Linked DNA regions of Homo sapiens: region 1 is linked to region 2. A link is an interaction called in ENCODE POLR2A ChIA-PET data of the cell type or tissue named here. Cell type or tissue: MCF 10A. All regions are shown on one strand.

What was found. Peaks named below come from ENCODE experiments on the same cell type or tissue, not always from the same donor. Only the 100,000 strongest peaks of a DNase experiment are listed, where the experiment ranks them.
Region 1: POLR2A ChIA-PET joins it to region 2 with 6 read pairs; 1 of 35 experiments calls an interaction of 5 or more read pairs at or near these places.

What each region holds. Positions count from the first base shown.
Region 1 is chr20:4,049,409-4,057,408 of GRCh38, reverse strand. No RefSeq gene overlaps it. Among named protein-coding and RNA genes, the nearest start is that of RNF24, 38 kb to the right of the region's middle. In MCF 10A, no CTCF peak of the experiment used is centred here; a DNase peak (open chromatin) is centred at 3,658.
Region 2 is chr20:4,131,228-4,139,227 of GRCh38, reverse strand. No RefSeq gene overlaps it. Among named protein-coding and RNA genes, the nearest start is that of SMOX, 14 kb to the left of the region's middle. RefSeq lists enhancers at 3,007-4,206, 3,515-4,314. In MCF 10A, no CTCF peak of the experiment used is centred here; a DNase peak (open chromatin) is centred at 3,487.

The DNA.
Region 1 (8,000 bases), 82 kb after region 2:
GATTGGATTCGAGATCAAGAAAGGTAAACCGACTACAGAATAACATGGGCCACGCAGGAGATAGGACTACGAAGACTAGGGATGAGAGGTGGGAGGGGTAAGCTAATGCATTCACCCCAACAGGAGAAATAGATGATGAAGGAAGGAAGTGACAGTGGGGTTGGAGAACCGGAGCCAATGCTAGCAGATACTCAGGAGACTTGCTGATAGATTGGGCAAATAGAGTGGAGTAGAGGGAAATTAGTGCCTAAATTCCAGCTTGGGTGACTGATGCCTGGCCCACATCCTGGGCATGGGAGAGGCTGCTGAATTCTATTGACTAAAATTCAAAACGTGGTTCCCCCTTTGACCCAGCACTTATGCAACATACTAAACAGCAGTAAAAAGAATGAGAAAAAAAGGAGGCAAGTCCATACGTGCTAACGTGGGAAGACCTCCATGTCACGTTGTACAGGAAAAGAGCAAGTTTCAAGAGAGCATGTACAATATGCTCCTATTTGCATTTGAGAAAAGACTACACACATACCAGACAAAGATCTGGTATTTTTCTTAATTAGAAAAAAGTAGGCCAGGCGCAGTGGCTCACACCGGTAATCCAAACACTTTGGGAGGCCGAGGCAGGTGGATCACAAGGTCAGGAGATCAAAACCATCCTGGCTAACACAGTGAAAGCCTGTCTCTACCAAAAATACAAAAAAATTAGCCGGGCGTGGTAGCACATGCCTGTAGTCCCAGCTACTCGGGAGGCTGAGGCAGGAGAATCACTTGAACCCAGGAGGCCGAGCTTGCAGTGAGCCGAGATCACGCAATTGCACTCCAGCCTGGGTGACAGAGCGAGACTCCATCTCAAAAAAAAAAAAAAAAAGAAAAAAGAAAAAAGTAACTACATACAAAACTAAGTATTGCTGTATGTACAGTAAGTAAAGTTCTTTTAAAAATCTGATTTTTTCAAGGCAAATATTTTCAAATATTACTTTTGTAATTTGAAACTATATGTAACACACAGATAACAGGGGCTACCACTGAAGAGGGAAGAGGGTTTGGGGGATAAATGAGAGAAGTCTTTATTTATATTGCCTGAATTTTTTACAAACACCAATTTCTTCCTGTTTAATTTAAAATAAGTATATTGACTGGGTGACAGAGCAAGACTCTGTCTCAAAAAATTTTTTAAAAAAAATTTTTAAGTAAAAATAAAATAAGTATATTTTACAAATGAGAAATCCAGGCCTGGTGCCCCCTCCAGCCCCACCAGGTCCTTAATCTAGCCCCAAAAAATAATGAAGGTAAGAGAAAGTCAAAGGCAGAATTCTGTTTTTTTGGTTTTGTTTTTTTTGAGACAGAGTCTCACTCTGTTGCCCAGGCTGGAGTGCAGTGGCATGATCTCAGCTCACTGAAGCCTCCACCTTCCAGGTTCAAGTGATTCTCCTGCCTCAGCCTCCCGAGTAGCTGGGATTACAGGTGCCCACCACCACACCCGGCTAATTTTTGTATTTTTAGTAGAAACAAGGTTTCACCATATTGGCCAGGCTGCTCTCAAACACCTGACCTCAAGTGATCTGCCCGCCTTGGCCTCCCAAAGTGCTGGGATTACAGGCATGAAGCACTGTGTCGGGCCCAAAGGCAGAATTCTTATCCTGATGTCAATAAACTTGGGTGGAAAAAAAAAGTTTCCCCATTATTTTCACTGCCTCTAACTGAAATATGGTATTTCCTTGCATTATGAATGTAGGCAATAGATGACAGTAGTATTTAGCAGTGTCTGCAACTTTGTCACCAACAAAAATCACAGCTATTTCCCTAACATATTAGAGTTATTGCAGATATCTTAAAATATCATTTATGATATTGTGAAATTGTGATAGATATTAGATCCTGTCTTAATCTGTTTGCTTCTGCTATAACCGAATACCTGAGACTGGGTAATTTATCATGAACAGAATTTATTTGGCTCACAGTTCTGTGGACCACAAAGTCCAAGAGCATGGCACCAGCGTCCGGCAAGGGCTTCGTGCTGTGTCATCTTGTGGCAAAAGGCAGAAAGGCAAGAGCGGGCAGTAACAAGAAAGCAAGAGGGGCCAAACTCACTTTTTTTTTTTTTTTTTTTTGAGACGGAGTCTTGCTCTGCCACCCAGGCTGAAGTGCAGTGGCTCCTTCTTGGCTCACTGCAACCTCCGCCTCCCAGGCTCAAGTGACTATCTTGCCACAGCCTCCCAATTAGGTGGGATTACAGGCACCCGCCACCATGCCCAGCTAATGTTTGTATTTTTAATAAAGACAGAGTTTCGGCCGGGCGCGGTGACTCACGCCTGTAATCCCAGCACTTTGGGAGGCTGAGGCGGGCGGATCATGAGGTCAGGAGATCGAGACCATCCTGGCTAACACGGTGAAACCCCGTCTCTACTAAAAATACAAAAATTAGTCAGGTCTGGTGTCAGGTGCTTGTAGTCCCAGCTACTCAGGAGGCTGAGGCAGAAGAATAGCATGAACCCGGGAGGCGGAGCTTGCAGTGAGCTGAGGTCGCACCACTGCACTCCAGCCTGGGCGACAGAGTGAGACTCCATCTCAAAAAAAAAAAAAAAAAGAGTTTCGTCATGTTGGCTAGGCTGGTCTCAAACTTCTGATCTCAAGTCATCTGCCTGCCTCAACTTCCCAAAGTGCTGGGATTACAGGCATGAGCCACCACACCCAGCCTAAACTCACTTTTATAACAACCCACTCTCATGATATAATGGCATTAATCCATTCGTGAGGGTTCTGCCTAAGGTCCCCCCTTCTTAAAGGTCCTACCTTTCAACGATGTTGCAATGGAGACTAAATTTCCAACACATGATTATGGGGGGCACATTTAAACCATAGCAGATCCACTGCTAGATTTTCTTCTTTAATGTGTTAAAAAATTCATTAGTATATATCACATTTTTAAAAAATGTTTTTAAGACAGAGTCTCTCTGTCTCCCAAGCTGAGTGCATTGAGCAATCATGGCTCACTGCAGCCTCAATCTCCCAGGCTCAAGCACTCCTGCTGCCTCAGCCTCCTAAGTAGCTGGGAGTACAGGCATGTGCCACCACTCCCAGCTAAAAAAGAAAAGAGAACGTTTCTCTCTTTTTTTTTTTTTTTGAGATGGAGTTTTGCTCTTGTTGCCCAGGCTGGAGTGCAATGGCACAATCTCGGCTCATCACAACCTCCGCCTCCCAGATTCAAGCGAGTCTCCTGCCTCAGCCTCCAAGTAGCTGGGATTACAGACATGCACCACCACGCCCAGCTAATTTCGTATTTTTAGTAGAGACAGAGTTTCTCCATGTTAGTCAGGCTGGTCTTGAACTCCCAACCTCAGGTGATCCACCCACCTCGGCGTCCCAAAGTGTTGGGACTACAGGCATGAGCCACCATGCCTGGCCACACCCAGCTAATTTTTTTATTTTTTGTAGAGACAGGGTCTCACTAGGTTGTCTAGGTAGGTTAAATTTGTTTTTTTAATTGACAGATGACTTCATATGTATTTATCACATGCAACATGATGTTTTGAAGAATATATATTGTGCAATGGTTAAACGTAGCTAATTAACAAATACACCACCTCATGACATCTTGTAACTACTCATATTTATGGGATACAATTTGATGTTTCAATGCATGACCCAATCAGGATGTTTGGCATATTCGTCACCTCAGGCGTTTATCATTTCTTTGTGGTGAGAATACTCAGAAGACTCTCTTCCAGCTATTTAGTAACATACAATAACTTACCGTTAACCGTCATCACCCCACGATGCAATAAAACACCAGAACTTATTCCTCCAATCTAATTGTCACTTTGTACCCATTGACCAACCTCTCCCCATCCTCCCTTCTCCGCTCCTTTCTCAAGTCTCTGGTAAGCACTGTTCTACTCTCTGCTTCCATGATATCAACTTTTTCAAAAATTCCACATTAGTGAGATCATGTGGTATTTGTCTTTCTGTGTCTGGTTCACTTTGCTTAGCATAATGTCCTCCAGGTTCATGCATGTTGTCACAAATGACAGGGTTTCCTTCTTTTTATGACTGAATAGTATTGCATTTTGTATATAAACCACATTTCCTTTATCCATTCATTGATGGACACTTAGATTGGTTTCATAGCTTGGATATTGTGAATAGTGCTGCAATAAACATGGAAGTGCAGCTGTCCTTCCACCTTGATTTCATTTCCTTTGGATATATACCCAGTAGTGGGATTGCTGGATCTTATAAATATTAAAATATGTTAATATCTGCATTTTAGTGCAATTGGTTTCCTTTGTTATCTGGTGTATTTTACCTTATGCATTTAAGAGCATTATTCTGAAGAGTTTCATGGACTTCACCAGCCTGCTAAAGGAGTCCACAACCTGAACAAAGTTATGGGAAGGGACAGGGGTGCTCAACCCAGCCCAACCCCACATATCCTGGGACAAGAGCCCTGATCTGGGAGAAGACTGAGAAGCCAAACCCTGAGACAGCTTGCCGTCCCCAGTGAGGACCTTCCTTAGAGTGACCCAGACATGACTCTGGAAGAGGTCCAGGAGGGTTTAGAGGAAGTCCTGTGAGTTGGGACCCAGCTCTTCTCTAAAGAAAGGGCAGAGACCTTGAGGCTCAGGAGAGCCCAGAACCCAGGCAGGGCAGAATATGGGGTGAGTAAGAGGCCTCTGCAGCCAGCTGCCTGCCTACTTATCGTCCTACCTACCAGTGGTTGAGAAGCCTCTGGGGCACCGTGTGTTGCAGCTGTCATCATTCCCATGACCTCTGTGACAGTTTCTCCCAGACCCATCCCACGCAAGCCACCCAGTCCAATTTGAGCACTGCGCATCAGTGGCAACTCCCTCTCTCCCTTGGTAACGAAATCTTTGGAGCCACAGTTTGGACTTAAGGAAGAACTTCCCTGCAAAAAACACTGAGCGCAGGGCTAGGGAGTGGAGGCAGCTATGATGAGGACAGCCAAGGAGGTTAGGAAGCCCCTCTAGCAGCTTTCAAAACCCAGCGAGATATGTCATTGTCTTAGGCTTGAAATGGTCTGGGAGCAGCCAGGTCCGAGACTGAAGACAGGGGTGGACCCACTGAGTCCCAGAACACCCTAGCAGACGTCAGACCTCTCTTTGTTTAGGCGGGCGGCCTCACTCTTGCCTGTCCAGAGAAACTGCAGGCTTGCTTTAGAAGGAATATGTTTCCTTCCACAGGCTTGCTTCACTGCTAAGGAAAAAACAATCTAAAAATAACTGAAATGCAAACTGGAGCTGATGACAGATATTGGGAGAACAAGAAGAGGTGGGCAGTGTTGGGACCTCTCCCCCAGAGCCCGGCCCAGTCAGGACAGGAGAGAGGTGATGGTGTCACTGCTGGGTGCAGCCCTTCGGATACTCTGTTCGGGGTGCCTGCCCCTAGTAACTCACCTAAGCAGCATTACCCTAAGCTAGCCCACACTGTCCTTCTGTCCCCTGCCTACCCAAACTCCACCTATGCTCCCAGGCCCAGCTTGATTTCATCATTTCCTGAAGGCTTCTCCAATTCCCAAGCCTACACTGAACTCACATAGGCTGTGAGACTAGGAGCTTTTGGGGGCTTGGCCTAATGTTACAGGCTTAGTCTGTTTTCTGTTACTTAGAATACTTGAAAGTGAGTAATTTATAAGGGAGATAAATTTATTTTTTACAGTTATGGAGGCTGAGAATCCAAAGTCGAGGGACTTCATATGGTGAGGGCCTTCTTGCTGGTGGGACTCTGCAGAGTCTCCAGGTGGCACAAGGCATTGCATGGTTGGGGGCGCTGAATGCGGTTTCTCGGGTCTCCCTTCCTCTTTTTGTAAAGCCACCAGTTCCACTCCCATGATAACTCATTAATCCATTAAGCCATTTATCCTTAAATGGATTAATCCATTCATGAGAGCAGATCCCTCATGACCTAATCCCTCTTAAAGGTCCCACCTCTCAGTACCGCCACATTGAGGATTTTCTATCTTTCTTTCTTTCTTTCTTTCTTTCTTTCTTTCTTTCTTTCTTTTCGAGACGAAGTCTTGCTCTGTTGCCAGAGTGGAGTGCCGTGGCGCCATCTCGGCTTACTGCAACCTCCACCTCCAGGGTTCAAGCAATTCTCCTGCCTCAGCCTCCCAAGTAGCTGGGACTACAGGAGCGCGCCACCATGCCCAGCTAATTTTTGTATTTTTAGTAGAAAGGGGGTTTCACCATGTTGACCAGGATGGTCTCAATCTCTTGACCTCGTGATTCACCCGCCTCAGCCTCCCAAAGTGATGGGATTACAGATGTGAGCCACCATGCCCGGCCGAGGATTAAGTTTCAAAGTGAATTTTGGAGGAGGTATTCAAATCATAGCAGTCACCTAAATCTCTGAGGAGACAGAGATCCCCAAAGGATGCTCTTAGCAGCCCCTTAATACACACAACACCCAACTAGTGAGCTAAGGTTGGAAGCTGCCAGATTTGATTCTCCATTTTAGGTGTTCCTAGGCCCCACTGTGTCTCTTATTTGAGTGCCTATGACGAGGCCCCTGCTGTTCTGAGCACTAGGGATACAAGTGCATACTAAGCGAAGTCCCTGAACTGTGTGCTTGACATGCTGATAAGCAACACAGACAGACAGACCGATGACAACATATAAACCAGTAAATAGAATGTGTCAGATGGTGGTAAGTACTGTAGAGACAGATAGAGCTGGTGAAGTCGATAGGCCTGAAGGAAAGTAAAGGAGGGAGCCACGTGGATATCAAAGGGAAGAGCATTCCATTCAGGGTAACAGCCAGTGCAAAGGCTGAGAGGCAAGGGCAACTTTAGCATATTAAAGGGACATGCACAGAGTGACCAAAGAGGAGAAAGTAGGGAGATGATAGGAGGGAAGTATGATGGAGATCACCTAGGGCCTCACAGACATTGTAAGGACTGTGGCTTATACTTAGAGTGGGCTGGGAGCTGTTGGAACATTGGAGGGTTTCCAGCAGAGGAGGAACATGGTCTCAGCCTCTAAAGGATTAATCTGGCTGCTGTGTTGAGAATCACATCAGGAGCAGAGTGAGTTGGAAGAGAAACAAGGGTAGAAGCTGGAGAGAAGGAAGAGAAGGATACTGCAGTAATCCAGGTGACAAGTGATAGTGGCCCAGACCAGACTGGTAGCAGAGGAGGGGATAAAAGTTCAGGTATTTTGAAAGCACTTATGATCAGATTGCCGATCGTTTGGTGGAAGAATATGAGCAGAGAGGAGTCCAGGTTTCTAGCCTGAGCAACGAGTCCAGAAACACAGTGAGAGACTGTGGAAGGGGTGAGTTTAGGGACTGATATGGTTTGGCTGTGTCCCCACCCAAATCTCAACTTGAATTGCATCTCCCAGAATTCCCCCATGTTGTGGGAGGGGCCCAGGGGGAGGTAACTGAACCATGGGGGCCAGTCTTTCCCATTCTATTCTCGTGATAGTGAATAAGTCTCACGAGATCTGATGGGTTTATCAGGGGTTTCCACTTTTGCTTTTTCCTCATTTCCCTTGCCACCAATATGTAAGAAGTGCCTTTTGTCTCCCGCCATGATTCTGAGGCCTCTCCAGCCACGTGGAACTATAAGTCCAATTAAACCTTTTTCTTCCCAGTCTCGGGTATGTCTTTATCAGCAGTGTGAAAACGAACTAATACAGGGACATAGATGAGAATTTCAGTTTGGGATATGAATTGTAGCTTCATGAAGAAACTCAACTCATCCGTCTTGCTAGCTGAGGTCTATCGCTAACTTGGCAGGGAAGTTTTCCAGTGGAGCAGGACAGCAAATCAAAACCCTGTATAAAAAATGATCCTTGGCCAGGCTTGGTGGCTCACGCCTGTAATCCCAGCACTTTGGGAGGTCGAGGCGGGTGGATCACGAGGTCAGGAGATTGAGACTATCCCGGCTAACACGGTGAAACCCCATCTCTACTAAAAATACAAAAAATTAGCCGGGCGCGGTGGCGGGCGTCTGTAGTCCCAGCTACTGGGGGAGGCTGAGGCAG
Region 2 (8,000 bases):
CAAGAGACACATGAAAAAATGCTCATCATCACTGGCCATCAGAGAAATGCAAATCAAAACCACAATGAGATACCATCTCACACCAGTTAGAATGGCGATCATTAAAAAGTCAGGAAACAACAGGTGCTGCAGAGGGTGTGGAGAAATAGGAACACTTTTACACTGTTGGTGGGACTGTAAACTAGTTCAACCATTGTGGAAGACAGTGTGGCGATTCCTTAAGAATCTAGAACTAGAAGTACCATTTGACCCAGCCATCCCATTACTGGGTATATACCCAGTGGATTATAAATCATGCTGCTATGAAGACACATGCACATGTATGTTTATTGTGGCACTATTCACAATAGCAAAGACTTGGAACCAACCCAAATGTCCATCAATGATAGACTGGATTAAGAAAATGTGGCACATATACACCATGGAATACTATGCAGCCATAAAAAAGGATGAGTTCATGTCCTTTGTAGGGACATGGATGAATCTGGAAACCATCATTCTCAGCAAACTATCGCAAGGACAAAAAACCAAACACTGCATGTACTCACTTATAGGTGGGAATTGAACAATAAGAACACATGGACACAGGAAGGGGAACATCACACACCGGGGCCTGTCATGGGGTGGGGGGAGGGGGGAGGGATAGCATTAGGAGATATACCTAATGTAAATGACGAGTTAATAGGTGCAGCACACCAACATGGCACATGTATACATATGTAACAAACCTGCACGTTGTGCACATGTACCCTAGAACTTAAAGTATAATAAAAAAAATAAAAAATAAAAAAATACAGTTTACCCAGTTACGTCTGAATTTCAGGCAGACAATGAATAATTTTTCAGTAGAAGCACTGGCCCAGCCACACAGCAATGAGTGGCAGATCTGGGTCCCCCGGACTATCTGGATTTTCACCATCATTCTTGGTGTGTAATCAGCCCAGGAGGCCAGATTCCTGGAGAGTTTCAGGTAACCTCAGTAATTCCACAAATCCCTTTAGAGCAGCCCAGGCCACACCTCTAGAATCGGCTTATGTGAGTTTTGTTTATTCCTTGATTTTTTCTTTGATAATCTTTGTATGCTTAGGCCCTTATCTCAGAGTTTAGGAGTCAGGTCATAGGCCAGTATCTTAAAATCAGAGCACCCATCTTTTTTTTCCTTTTTATTTTATTATCATTTTATTTATGTATTTATTTATTTTTTGAGACAGAGTTTCGCTCTTGTCTCCCAGGCTGGAGTGCAATGGTACTCTGCCTCTTGGGTTCAAGCAATTCTCCTGCAACCTCTGCCTCTTGGGTTCAAGTGATTCTCCTGCCTCAGCCTCCTGAGTAGCTGGAATTACAGGCACTCGCTACCACACCTGACTAATTTTTGTATTTTTGACAGAGACGGGGTTTCACCATGTTGGCTAGGCTGGTCTTGAACTCCTGATCTTAGGTGATCCACCCACCTCAGCCTTCCAAAGTGCTGGGATTACAGGTGTGAGCCACCACACCCGGCCTAATATTATTTTTTTAATCAGCTTCTTCAGATTTATTATTATTATTATTACTTTGAGACAGAGTTTCATTCTTGTTGCCCAGGCTAGAGTGCAATGGCACAATCTCGGCTCAGCACAACCTCCACCTCCTGGGTTCAAGCGATTCTTCTGCCTCAGCCTCCTGAGTAGCTGGGATTACAAGCATGCGCCACCATGCTCAGCTAATTTTTTTGTATTTTTAGTAGAGACAGGGTTTCTCCACGTTGGTCAGGCTGGTCTCAAACTCCTGACCTCAGGTGATCCTACTGCCTCAGCCTCCCCAAATGCTGGGATTACAGGCGTGAGTCACCGCGCGTGGCCAATTTTTTTATTTTTATAGAGATGGGGTCTTGCAATGTTGCTCAGGCTGGTCTCGAACTCCTGGCCTCAAGCTATCTTCCCGCCTTGGTCTCCCAAAGTGCTGGGGTTACAGGTGTGAGGCACCACACCTAGCCTTTCAAGCACTTTTTTTTTTGCCTCAGGTTCCTCCAACTTTCTACTTAAATGCCATCGCCTCCACCATCTGTCCTCTCACAGGCCTGCCCCCTTCCCCAGCCCATACCACCGGCCCCTGGAAACTTTGTCAGTTTCCAGCGTCACCCTGAACAGTAGCCACTGCACAGCATTTAGAGAAATCAAGAAAAGCAAAGGAGTGCATCTCAAATCACATGAATTAAGGAAGGGCCCGGTCAGGGGAGGTGGAACAGGGAGGCGGTGTGGTGAAGGGCACCCGTCCTGTAAGCCCTTTATCTTGTCTGGCTCTAACTCCTTCATGAGGAATCACAGCACCACCGGACAAGGTGCCTCCTAATGTCGCCCCTCCGGCATCTCCCTTTCTGCTTCTTACTCCTCCCCTGACCCTGTGAGCAGCTGCAGGCCGCGTGCTCAGCCTCAGTCAGATCTTTTCCGAGCCCTGAGCCATGCCAGGCAGGCTGGGGCATCCGTGTCAACAGCACAGGAGATGACCTCGGCCCAGCTGCCAATCCCACAGCATCCCAAACATCAACTCCAGTAGGGCAGCCTGACCTGGTCATGGCTATGTGTATGCCTGTGTGTGTGTCAGCGCCCTGGTTCCCACTCCACCCTGTGGGGGTCCTGGTGGATGGCCTCGCTGGCCACAACCCACTGGGTCAGCAACAAGTAAACAGGATGGACCGATGGCTGCTCCAAAAGCAGATGCCACTCACTATCTAAACAGGAAGGAAACGCTCAACCCATGGGAAGGCTGCCTCCATGCTCTCAGTGATGCAAGAGAGAGGGAAGGAGGAGAGAAAAGAGAAGGGGGAGGAGAGGAATGGAGAAGAGCAAAGGCAAAGAAGTAGTGAAGGAGTCAGGGAGAAGAAAGCAGGGCAAAATTGAGGACATCACAAAACCAAGGTCTTGGGCTACTGTTCCCACCAGGTGCCCTGCGCCCTCCAGGTCCTGCTCCTCGCCAAGCTTCCCTGCCTCCCACTTATCGCTCCGGCCCTGCCCCTGGCCAGCCCACCCCATATCTGACCTCCTGCCCCTCACCCCACCTTCCTCCACTCTCCTGCTATGCCCTGCCCCTGCTACAGCTTGTCCTAGAAATCCTCAAGGATAAACCCACCCCCAGGGTTCCCTTCCTTTTGCACAGAAAAGTTCCAGAGGGCTGGGCTTATCTTCTCTCCTTTGGGGCAGCTATGATATCAGAGGATACACAATTTCTCCATTTTCAAATAGGGACACTGAGCCCTCCATTGGTCCACCCAAGGCCGCCAGCAAATGAGGAACAAATCTAGCCTTTCAGCTTCTGTCCTCTTTCCTGATCCACTTATTGCTGATCTTTCTTGGTTTGCCTCCCCTGGTCTCGAAGGTAACTGTGCCTTGATGGGAGCATCCCAGAGCTGGTGACTCAGGTAGGGGGAGGCTGGGGCCGCCAACTTCCTGGGAGGAGCTGTTAGTTACCCATTAAATAGACCATCCTCTGAGTCACTGGAAGGACTGGGAAATCCTGGAGGTTGGGAGAGGCTGAGTCATCTTTGTCTTTATTTCAGCAGAGAAGAAAAAGGCCTCCCACAGAGAATGGCCAAGCCAGGTCACTGCTATTTCCCAACAGAAATGAAAACTGGAATTGAGCCATGTGGAAAGATGGACCAGGCCACAAGAAGGTCTTCGGGACAACCCTGAAAGAGGTGACCCAGGGAGACAGAGTCCAGGGTCCTTTCAAATCACTGCTGGCAGGAGCAAAGATCAAGATAGGTGAAACCTGATATTCAAATGCAGGCGTGGAAAAAGAATAGGTACATTGAAGTGTGTTGTTTGTCTTGATAAATAATCCTTCATTAGAAAGATTCAGAGTTCCTCTGAATGGCATTCCATGCTTGGAAATTTCCAGGGTTTACTTATAGTTCTGTCCCTGGCGAAGAGAGAAGACACCCCTGGAGCTCATACCACATGAACTTCTGCCTCCTCGAAGAACTGAAGCCATTCTCATCCAGACGTTTTGGGTCATCTGCATGCGCTGGGCTCCTTCGCCCTAGTTCAGTGCTTCTCAAACTTTCAGAATCACCTGGAGAGCTTGTGAAAAACAGATGGCTGAGCCCCGCCCGCGGAGTTTCGGATCCAGTAGGTTTGGGGTGGTGCCCCACGGTTTGCATTTCTTAGTTTCCTGGTGATGCCGATGCTGCTCGCCCATCAAGCTCACTTTGAGAATCACTGATGGAGTTAGACCCACCTACTACGCTCTCTGCACACACCCCAGAGAGCTCTCAGAGAGAGAGCGCTGCTGGGGAAATCACTCAACCCTGTCCTAGGGGCTGTCTGTCCCACCCTGCTGTCCCTTCTGAGACACGGGAGGCATCCTGCTCCTAGCAAAAGCCATTCACTCCACTGTGCCCCTCCTCCTTCAGTTCTCCCTCCTCTCCTGTTTCTTCCATCTCTCCCTGTCTCATGGACTGTTCCCATAAAAATACACACATTTTCCAGCCGCTCTCATCTAAACAAAACAAGGTTACCCTAACCTCCTTATCTGCCTCCAGCGACCACGCCCCTCCTCCGTGATATTCACAGCAAACCTTCTTCAAGGCTTGTGGGTCCTTCCCATCCCCAGCTCCTTCCTTCCCAGCCCACTGCAGGCCAGCTTCCTTTTCCAGCACCTCCCACGTGGCCAAATCCGATGGTCCCCACCTCGCTCAATCTCTCAGAAACATCCAGTCCACTGACCGCTGCCTCCCTCTGGGAAGGCTTTCTGCTGTAGACGTCTCGGACCCTACACTCTCCCGGTTTTCCTCCTGCCTCACGGGACAATGCTCCTCTGAATGTGGGAGGGCCCCTCTTGGTCCTGACTGCCTCCCCTTCCCCACACTCTCGCTAGCCCCATGGCTTCAACGTGGTGTCTGCTGAATCTACGTCTAGAGCCCTGGTCACTCGCTAGAGCTTGGATTTTTATCAAACTACCTCCTGAGCACCTCAAACTTAACATGGCCAAAATAAAATTCTTGATTTCTTCTGCCCAACATGTGTGTGTGTGCATGTAGTAAAAGATACAAAGCACAACATTTATCATTTTAATCTTTCGTGAGACAGGGTCTCGCTCTGTTGCCCAGGCTGGGGTGCACTGGCACAATCATAGCCATCCTCCTGCCTGGGCTCAAGCCATCCTCCTGTCTCAGCCTCCTGAATAGCTGGGACTACAGGTGTGTGCCACCATACCTGGCTTTATTTATTTATTTGTTTATTCATTTATTTATTTTTGTAGAGATAGGGTCTCCCCATATTGCCCAGGCTGGTCTCAAACTCTTGGCCTCAAGCTCCCTCCCAAAACACTGGGATTACAGGCATGAGCCACTGCGCCCAGCTCATGTTAACCATTTTTAAGTGTGTAGTTCAGTGGCATGCAGTGTATTCACAATTCGTGTGTCCATTACCACTATCCATTTCCAGAACTCTTTCACTAACCCAAGCTCAAATTCTGTGCTCTTTACACAATGACACCCCCCTGCCCCACCTCCAGCCCCTGGTGACCACTATTCTGCTTTCTGTCTCTATGAATCTATGGTGGGCACCTCACATACGCAGACTCACACGATATTTGTCCTTTGTGTCTGCCTGCCTGTCTTTTCCTCCCTCAAGTTCTATCATTCTTCAATTGCCTAAGAATACTCCCCAGCAAATAGAATTGGTGATTGGCAGGCTGCTCCAAGAAGGTTTCTGAGCTGTTGTTCTTCAGTATTATTATTATTTTTTCCTTTTTTAATGAGACAGGGTCTTGCTATGTTGCCCACACTGGTCTTGAACTCCTGGGCTCAAGCGATCCTCCTGCCTCCCAAAGTGCTAGGATTACAGGTGTGAGCCACCACACTCAGTCTCTTCAGTATTATTTTTTCAGGCATTTCTGTTTTGTTCCTTAAAATTTGTAAATACAGAAAATAAAATAAAAATAACCAAGAAAGACAAACACCATGCTCCTGCTTCTCAGATATGATTATTGTGAACATTATATGTCATTTGCCTTGTCATTCTTTTTTTGTAGACAGGCACAGTGGTTCATACCTGTAATCTCAGAGCTTTGGGAGGCCGAGGCAGGAGGATCGTTTGAGGCCAAGATTTCAAGGCTACAGTGAGCTATGATTGCACCACTGCACTCCAGCCTGGGTGACAGAGCAAGACTCGGTCTCAAAAAAAAAAAATCAATAAAATCAAAAAAGCAAATAAATACAAGAAATGAAACACTACAAGTCAAATTGTAGTCTCCTTTGGATCCCTACTGCCAGAGGCAACAACAGATAAATTAAGTATGTATCCATTTAATCGGCTTCTTTGGTTTAAACTTATATCATATTTCATCTAATTTGATCAATTTCATCAATTGTGAGACACACTTTTTTTTTTTTTTTTTAGATGGAGTCTTGCACTGTCGCCTGGCCTGGAGTGAAATGGTGCTATCTCGGCTCACTGCAACTTCTGCCTCCCGGGTTCAAGCGATTCTCCTGCCTCCACCTCCCGAGTAGCTGGGATTACAGGCGCCCGCCACTACACCTGGCTAACTTTTTGTATTTTTAGTAGAGATGGGGTTTCGCTATGTTGGCCAGGCTGGTCTTGAACTCCTGACCTCGTGATCCACCCACCTTGGCCTCCCAAAGTGCTGGGATTACAGGCATGAGCCACCACACCTAAGATGCACTATTATTTTAACCCCCACTTAAAAGGAAAAATATTGCCAATTAAATTCTGACACAATCCTTTATCATTCCGACACAATACTTTATAATCTTAGATTTTTATTTTATACTTATTGAAAGAAATCTTAAACATACATATTTTATCATACTTTTTTACCATACCATATTTTAGCAAATCTAAAATTCCATCTATTTTAAGATGCAATCTGATTTCAGAAAGATTTTTGGCCAGGTGCAGTGGCTCATACCTGTAATCCCAGCACTGTGGGAGACCCAGGCAGGCAGATACTTGAGCCAGGGAGTTCCAGACTAGCTTGGACAACATGACAAAACCCCATCTCTACAAAAAATAGAAAAATTAGCTGGGCGTGGTGGTGTGTGCCTGTAATCCCAACTACTCGAGAGGCTGAGGTGGGAGGATGGCCTGAGCCCAGAGAGGTCGAGGTTACAGTGAGCTGTGATTGTGCCATTGCACTCCAGCTTGGGCAACAAAGTGATACCCTGTCTCAGAAAAAAAGGAAGAAAGAATTTTTTTACTGTGTGTCTTAGAATCAATGAATTATGGCTTATCACTCTTGTGCATACATAAGAAGGAAATAAGCAAAATAAAATGGGTTAAGTATTCCTAAAACTTCACGTCTAAAGTTCAACCCTTCTATACCACTTTTTTTTAATTAGTAAATTTTTGTTTTAGCAGTTTTAGGTTTACAGAAAAAACTGAGTAAAAAGTACAGAGAGATGTCATATACTCCTTCACCTTCCTCCCAATCTTCCCTATTTTTAACATCTTGCATTAGTGTGGTACATTTGTTCCAGTTAATGAGCCCATATTGATGTATTATTATTAACTAAAGTCTCTACTGACATTAGGATTCACTCTTGGTATACATTGCATGAGTTTTTGACAAATGTATAATGATATGTATCCAACATTATGATATCGTACATATCATACAATTACATATCATATCATAATTACATATCATATCATAATTACATATCATAATTTCACTGCCCTAAAAACCTCCTATGTTCTACATATTCGTCCCTCCCTCCTCCAGAGCCCCTGGCAACCACTGATCTTTTTACCGTCTTCATAGAATATCCTAGGGTTGCAATCGTACAATAAGTAGCCTTTTCACATTGGCTTCTTCCACTTAACTGTAAATGGTTGAAGAGTCTTCAAATGGTCCTGAAATGTCAAAGTATGCCAGCGTCTGGTCATACTACCAAGTCACTATACTTTCTGGTGAGTTTATAGTACTTTTTAATAATTTTTAAAATTATTTTCCATACTAGAATGCAAACTTTTGGAGGTTCTTAGAGGTCATCTTGTATT